Linked DNA regions of Homo sapiens: region 1 is linked to region 2. A link is a contact called in ENCODE Hi-C or POLR2A ChIA-PET data. All regions are on one chromosome and are shown on one strand. Each heading gives the region's core, a stretch centred on a gene start or an enhancer-like site at or near the end of the contact. The rest is flanking DNA. Distances are from core to core; before and after follow the strand shown.

Evidence for each region. A loop is a pair of places that touch in the nucleus more often than their neighbours do. ChIA-PET counts read pairs that join two places held with the same protein, here RNA polymerase II (POLR2A). Pooled maps may share reads with other maps.
Region 1: a map of PC-9 shows a loop between it and region 2 (6-fold over the local background). The contact joins two enhancer-like sites. A Hi-C loop is called at or near these places in 9 of 168 maps with a recorded cell type or tissue (B cell, CD4-positive, alpha-beta T cell, CD4-positive, alpha-beta memory T cell and 4 more) and 14 of 50 pooled maps. POLR2A ChIA-PET finds 5 or more read pairs at or near these places in 22 of 52 experiments (CD4-positive, alpha-beta T cell, CD4-positive, alpha-beta memory T cell, CD8-positive, alpha-beta T cell and 15 more).

The regions. Positions count from the first base shown.
Region 1 is chr9:92,986,982-92,989,681 of GRCh38, forward strand. The region is part of intron 3 of FGD3 (FYVE, RhoGEF and PH domain containing 3); the gene reads left to right. Among named protein-coding and RNA genes, the nearest start is that of FGD3, 41 kb to the left of the region's middle. RefSeq lists an enhancer at 953-1,651. Within about 2 kb of position 1,335, at least 3 of the 41 ENCODE cell types and tissues checked have a DNase peak (open chromatin) inside an H3K27ac peak, as active enhancers do; they include CD8-positive, alpha-beta T cell and PC-9, where a contact is called at or near this core.
Region 2 is chr9:92,952,963-92,955,662 of GRCh38, forward strand. The region is part of intron 1 of FGD3 (FYVE, RhoGEF and PH domain containing 3); the gene reads left to right. Among named protein-coding and RNA genes, the nearest start is that of FGD3, 6.8 kb to the left of the region's middle. RefSeq lists an enhancer at 1,118-1,217. Within about 2 kb of position 1,314, at least 13 of the 41 ENCODE cell types and tissues checked have a DNase peak (open chromatin) inside an H3K27ac peak, as active enhancers do; they include CD8-positive, alpha-beta T cell and PC-9, where a contact is called at or near this core.

The sequences.
Region 1 (2,700 bases), core at 85-2,584, 34 kb after region 2:
GTTTAAGAAGTCAAGTGACATACAAAGTGAAAACAAAGAGGCAGACTTGCCTCCGAGGTAGACAGTCCAGTGAGTGCACAAGCCATTTCAGAACACACACAGAGAAAACAGGAGAATAGGCAGTATGGGTTTTTGGAAAACAACCAATTTTAGTTGAAAAAGCAGAGGAGGCTGTGTGCAGTGGCTCACGCCTGTAATGCCAGCACTTTGGGAGGCTGAGGTGGGCAGATCATGAGGTCAGGAGATCGAGACCATCCTGGCTAACACGGTAAAACCCCATCTCTACTAAAAATACAAAAAAATAGCTAAGTGTGGTGGTGGGTGCCTGTAATCCCAGCTACTTGGGAGGCTGAGGCAGAAGAATGGTGTGAACCCAGGAGGCGGAGCTTGCAGAGAGCCGAGATAGTGCCACTGCACTCCAGCCTGGACGACAGAGCGAGACTCTGTCTCAAAAAAAAAAAAAAGAAAGAAAGAAAAAAAAGAAAAAGCAGAGGAAACAACAGACATTGCATGGTGTTAGGTTTTAGCCCTACCACTCTCATGAGCCTCCTGTCTAGGAGGGCCATGGGTGCCTCAGTTCTACTCAGTGCAGACTCCAAGGTCCCTCCTCTCTGACTTGAGAGATTCATGTGCTCCGTTTATCCTTTGACTTGGGGTATTCTGCACTGGCATGCTTCCAGGGAGTTACATCCCTTCGCCCCTGATTCTTTCGTGTGGTGGGCTGTCTGCATGCCCAGTGGCCCACCAGCACTTGGGAGGGGCCGTATGTGTAGTGTGTTTACTGGAGTTGTGAGCATGCTCACTTGAGCCATTCTTCCTGTACCTGTCAAGTGTTCCTAGACGGTCATATACCAATTACACTTCACCATTTCGCCCCTTAGCGCGCATGCATGAGTCCATTTATCCAACTCTTGAGATCTTATCAGGAAGCTGATTATCTGTTTCAGGTTTTTCTATCTATTGGGAGACTGCATTTCCCTGGTGCTGGCTGCAACCAGTTATTATTTTAAAGAGGCTGTTTAGCAACCACCTGACCAATGCAGGATTTTTTGCTCCTTAGTTCAGCTAAAATCCGGGTTCTTGTCTCATTACCAGGAAAAATTAGGCACAAGGACACATTGAAGGGTGAGGAGGGCGGATTTATTAGACAAAAAGAAAGCTCTCAGCAAAGAAAGAGGGGTCCTGCCAACAGGCTCCCACCTCACAGATTGAATACCAGGCCACCACACACTAGTTGAAGAGGCCAGGCTTCTCCCCTGCATAAGGCTCCACCCTGCATAAGGCTCCAAGCTACCACCATTCCTGGTAGCTCCACCCCATTTCCCCAGTACCTGTGGGCCTCCAGTCCATTGTGGGCATGCCCAGGCAAGACCCTGCACAGGTTCCCTTACCTACACAAAAACATCTGGCATAAATGCTTGTGGGGCAGGCTGGAGATTCTCCAGGGACCCTTTCTTATCTGCCTCCTGCATCTATCAAGACCATCACCTGATGATGGTCACCTGATATTCCTGGTGTGGCGGGGCCCCTGCTCCCCTGCTCATGTCTGCCTGGCTACCTACCTTACACTAATCTGCCATGTTGACTTCTGATTAATCATAGTTCCAGGAATGCCTCTAAGATTTCTATCTTATTACTGTTCCTTATATAAGAGCAAGTACTTACTGTAAATCTTAATCTTAGGTCATGACAACCTTGATGTTACCATAAACACATATTTACCATAAAACCTGCCCTTAGGCTATGATAAATACAACATTCTTGCCTTTCCCTGAGGGGTTGATTTCAATGTCCTACACACTCCTTCTGAAGCACTGTATACCCTTTCCCTATGGCATGTAAGTCCTGGGTTTGGGGGTTGACAGCATGAAGATCTACCTGTTTTGTGGCCACCCAAGACCATGCTCTTGTCTGTAAGTTCCCCAATAAATCACCCTCTGCTGAGAAACTACATTAGTCTGCCTTGTTCTTTGGTTCCTCAACTCCTTCAGCATTTAGGGGTCTCTGCAAGCACAGCCCTTTCATGAAACATTATCCTCTTCAATTTCTTTCATCAGTGTTTTTTTGTTTTGTTTTGTTTTGTTTTTGAGATGGAGTCTTGCTCTGTCACCCAGGCTGGAGTGCAATGGCGCAGTCTAGGCTCACTGCAACCTCTGCCTCCCAGGTTCAAGTGATTCTCCTGCCTCAGCCTCCTGAGTAGCTGGGACTACAGATGCGTGCCACCACACCTGGATAATTTTTGTGTTTTTAGTAGAGACGGGGTTTCACCATGTTAGCCAGGATGGTCTTGATCTCCTGACCTCGAGATCCACCCGCCTCAGCCTCCCAAAGTGCTGGGATTACAGGCGTGATCCACCGCGCCTGGCCAACCCCTGACCTCTTCATCCGCCCACCTTGGCCTCCCAAAGTGATGGAATTACAGGCGTGAGCCACCGCACCTGGCCTCATCAGTGTTTTTTAGTTTTCTTTTGTAAACCAAAAAGTATCTGATACTGGTTTCAATCAATTTAGAAGTTTATTTTGCCAAGGTTGAGGTCATGCTTGGAAGAAATAAACATGGAATCATAGAAAAACAGTCTGTGGCCTGTGCCTTTCTCCAAAGAGGACTTTGAAGTCTTCAGTATTTAAAGGGGAAAAGTGGGCTGGAGGGGAGAAAGGGAAGGTATGTTAATCCACATGTTGCAAGAGAAAAGGAGCCGG
Region 2 (2,700 bases), core at 64-2,563:
AGTAAACGGTGGATCCAAGTGATTGTGAGAATACCACTTGGCAGAATGTGATGTCTGGATTGGACATGGAGTGCATAGGAAAGGACCCGCACCTCCCTGGGCATATGAGTGTTTCTGGTTGACGCTGTGCAGCTGCCGCATAACAATGCTGGAATTATCCTTTATTCAGGGCCTGATTGAGTGGGGGCGTGGCCACCCCTTTATTGCCTTATTTTTTAATGTATATCATTCTCTATTTACACATTGATAATTTTTTCCTACAGGGTAAAAAAAAAATGCACCAGATGCAGCACTTTTGTGTAAGTATAGACACATCAGGGCTCTTTGTTAAGGATAAGAAACAATCGCTTCCACTTCAGGCTCTAATGTTATCATAGCCAACTGCCAGAGCCGCTCTGTAATTACGTCTCCTGAGTGGAAAGCTCTCAAAATGCCACTTGGTCTAAGAGTTTGAAGCTGGGCTTGCCTCTCCACTTTGGCCAAGATGACTAAAGCATCACATATTTTTAAAGCAACTTTTAAGAAATGAGGTATAGTGAGTGATGACTAGCCAGCTTCTCGCTGCTCACACTGTAGCATTTTACACACATTTTCCCAGGGAGCCCCCAGGAACTTGGTGTCCAGGGATATTTTCCCCATGTTGGGGTGAAGGGGCTCACACAATGTCACCTGCACACGGGCCTCACAGTTCCAGATCTGGGCTTGTCCACTCTCCCAGCTGCCTGCCTGGGAGGAAGGCAGGTAAAGTTAAGGGCAGTGCCAAGGTTTAGGAAATATTGTCTGCCTTTGGACCAAATGTAATTTCAATTTAAAGTAACCTAGAAAATGTTTTGCAAAAAATGTGTTTTCAGAAAGCAGAATTACACTCAGTATCCCTTCTTTTTTTGGTTTCTCAACCACATCTTTCATTAGAGAGATTTAGGACAGCTAAGTAGAAATTAAATTTTCCATATGTAAACAGACATGGAGACAGCTGGCTTTCACTGGGCAATAGTTCCCGGCTGGGAATCTCCAATGAACAACTTCGATTCTTGTATTTTTAAACAGGTTGGCTTTCCTCCCAAATGCAAATATAATGTTCTACGTAGAAATTTATATGTTACTGAGAAGCATCAAGAAGCAAATGAAAATTCCCGGAAGCTCACCACCCAGAGACGGTCACTCTCAGGGTTTCACACAGCCTCTCTGCCAGGAGCTTTCATTTCCTTGGGTCTTGTCTATTGTTAGGTCACATGTTGAGTAGGATTTGTCTTGGAGCCTGAACGCTGACAAAGGTGCACCACCCTTGGACCCCATCCAAAGCCACACAGGAATGACTACTCTGGTCCCACCCACTTCCTGCCCTAGCTAGTGTGGTATTTTTGTGGCTTTCCCCTGTCTTGTCAGAAGAATGAGAGTAACTCAACATGGGCACTTTGTCCAATCCTTGGGTCTCAAGGGTTCTGGGAAGGATCCAAGAGCTGTGGTTCTCGGTTCCCAAAAGCAGGCAGGTGATTGGAGAAGCAGCCGGGCTCTGAGTCCTGTGCCCGTGTGGCCCAAGTGACTGGCTGTGACCCTAATAAGTGAGCAGAAGGGCAGGGGCCGGGGTCACCTTGCACAGGAAGTGGCAGCCATGAGGGTCTCTGCAGGCCAGAGCTGCTCCTTCCTCAGGGGCCATCTCCCAAGGATTCTTGTGTCCTAGGAGCCGCTCAGCAAATGGTTGTTGACTGACTGAGTGACCGCACTTTGGCCTCTCTGAACCTCAGTGTCCTGGTCATTGAATGGGACTCTTACTTCCAAGCTCTTTACTCCCCTGAGCCCTGGCCTCCTGGTTCCCCTTTGTCCTGCACCTTGGGCTGTGTCCTAGAGACCAGCCACCTCAGCTGCATCTTGCTAGGCTCTGAGTATCGTGGCCTTGACATTTCCTCCACCTCTCTGAACCACAGCTTTGTCTTCTGGAAAAGGAGAAATTAGAGGATGCTTGGAGCATCGTTGCCTGCATTCATGGAACTCACGGTCTGCCTGGAGAGTGATGGCGATATGGTGTCTATGTGTCCGAGAGCCAGCTGCACCCAGAGGGAAGCTCTAAAGCTGGTGTGGTCAGGTGGCCAAGGAGCAGAGGGAACAGACGTGAGAGGCAAGGCCCGTGAGGGTAGGGAGAGGTGCTCCCAATCATTGTAGAGGCCAGGAATGAGGCTGGGAGGCTGCAAGGGCCAGGTTCCAGCCGGGCCAACTCTGAGATGACGCTGAGGATTCCAGCTTTACTGTGAGTCACTTGTAGGCTCACTGCTTCTCTTAAGAGGCAAGGGATGGCCAGGCACGGTGGCTCACACCTGTAATCCCAGCACTTTGGGAGGCTGAGGTGGGCGGATCACCTGAGGTCAGGAGTTCGAGACCAGCCTGACCAACATGGAGAAACCCCATCTCTACTAAAAAAATACAAAATTAGCCAGGCATGGTGGTGCATGCCTGTAATCCCAGCTACCCGGGAGGCTGAGGCAGCCTGGGCAAAGAGAGCAAAACTCCCTCTCAAAAATAAAAATAAAAATAAATAGAGCCAAGGGATGCCACTAGCTAGTTGTTTAATTAAACTTTTTATTTTGAAATGACTGTATAGACACATAAGAGATAATGCAGAGATACTGTGGGCCTTTACCCGGGATTTCCCAGTGGTAACAGCTTGCAAAACGATATAGGACCATATCATAGCTCGGACCTTGA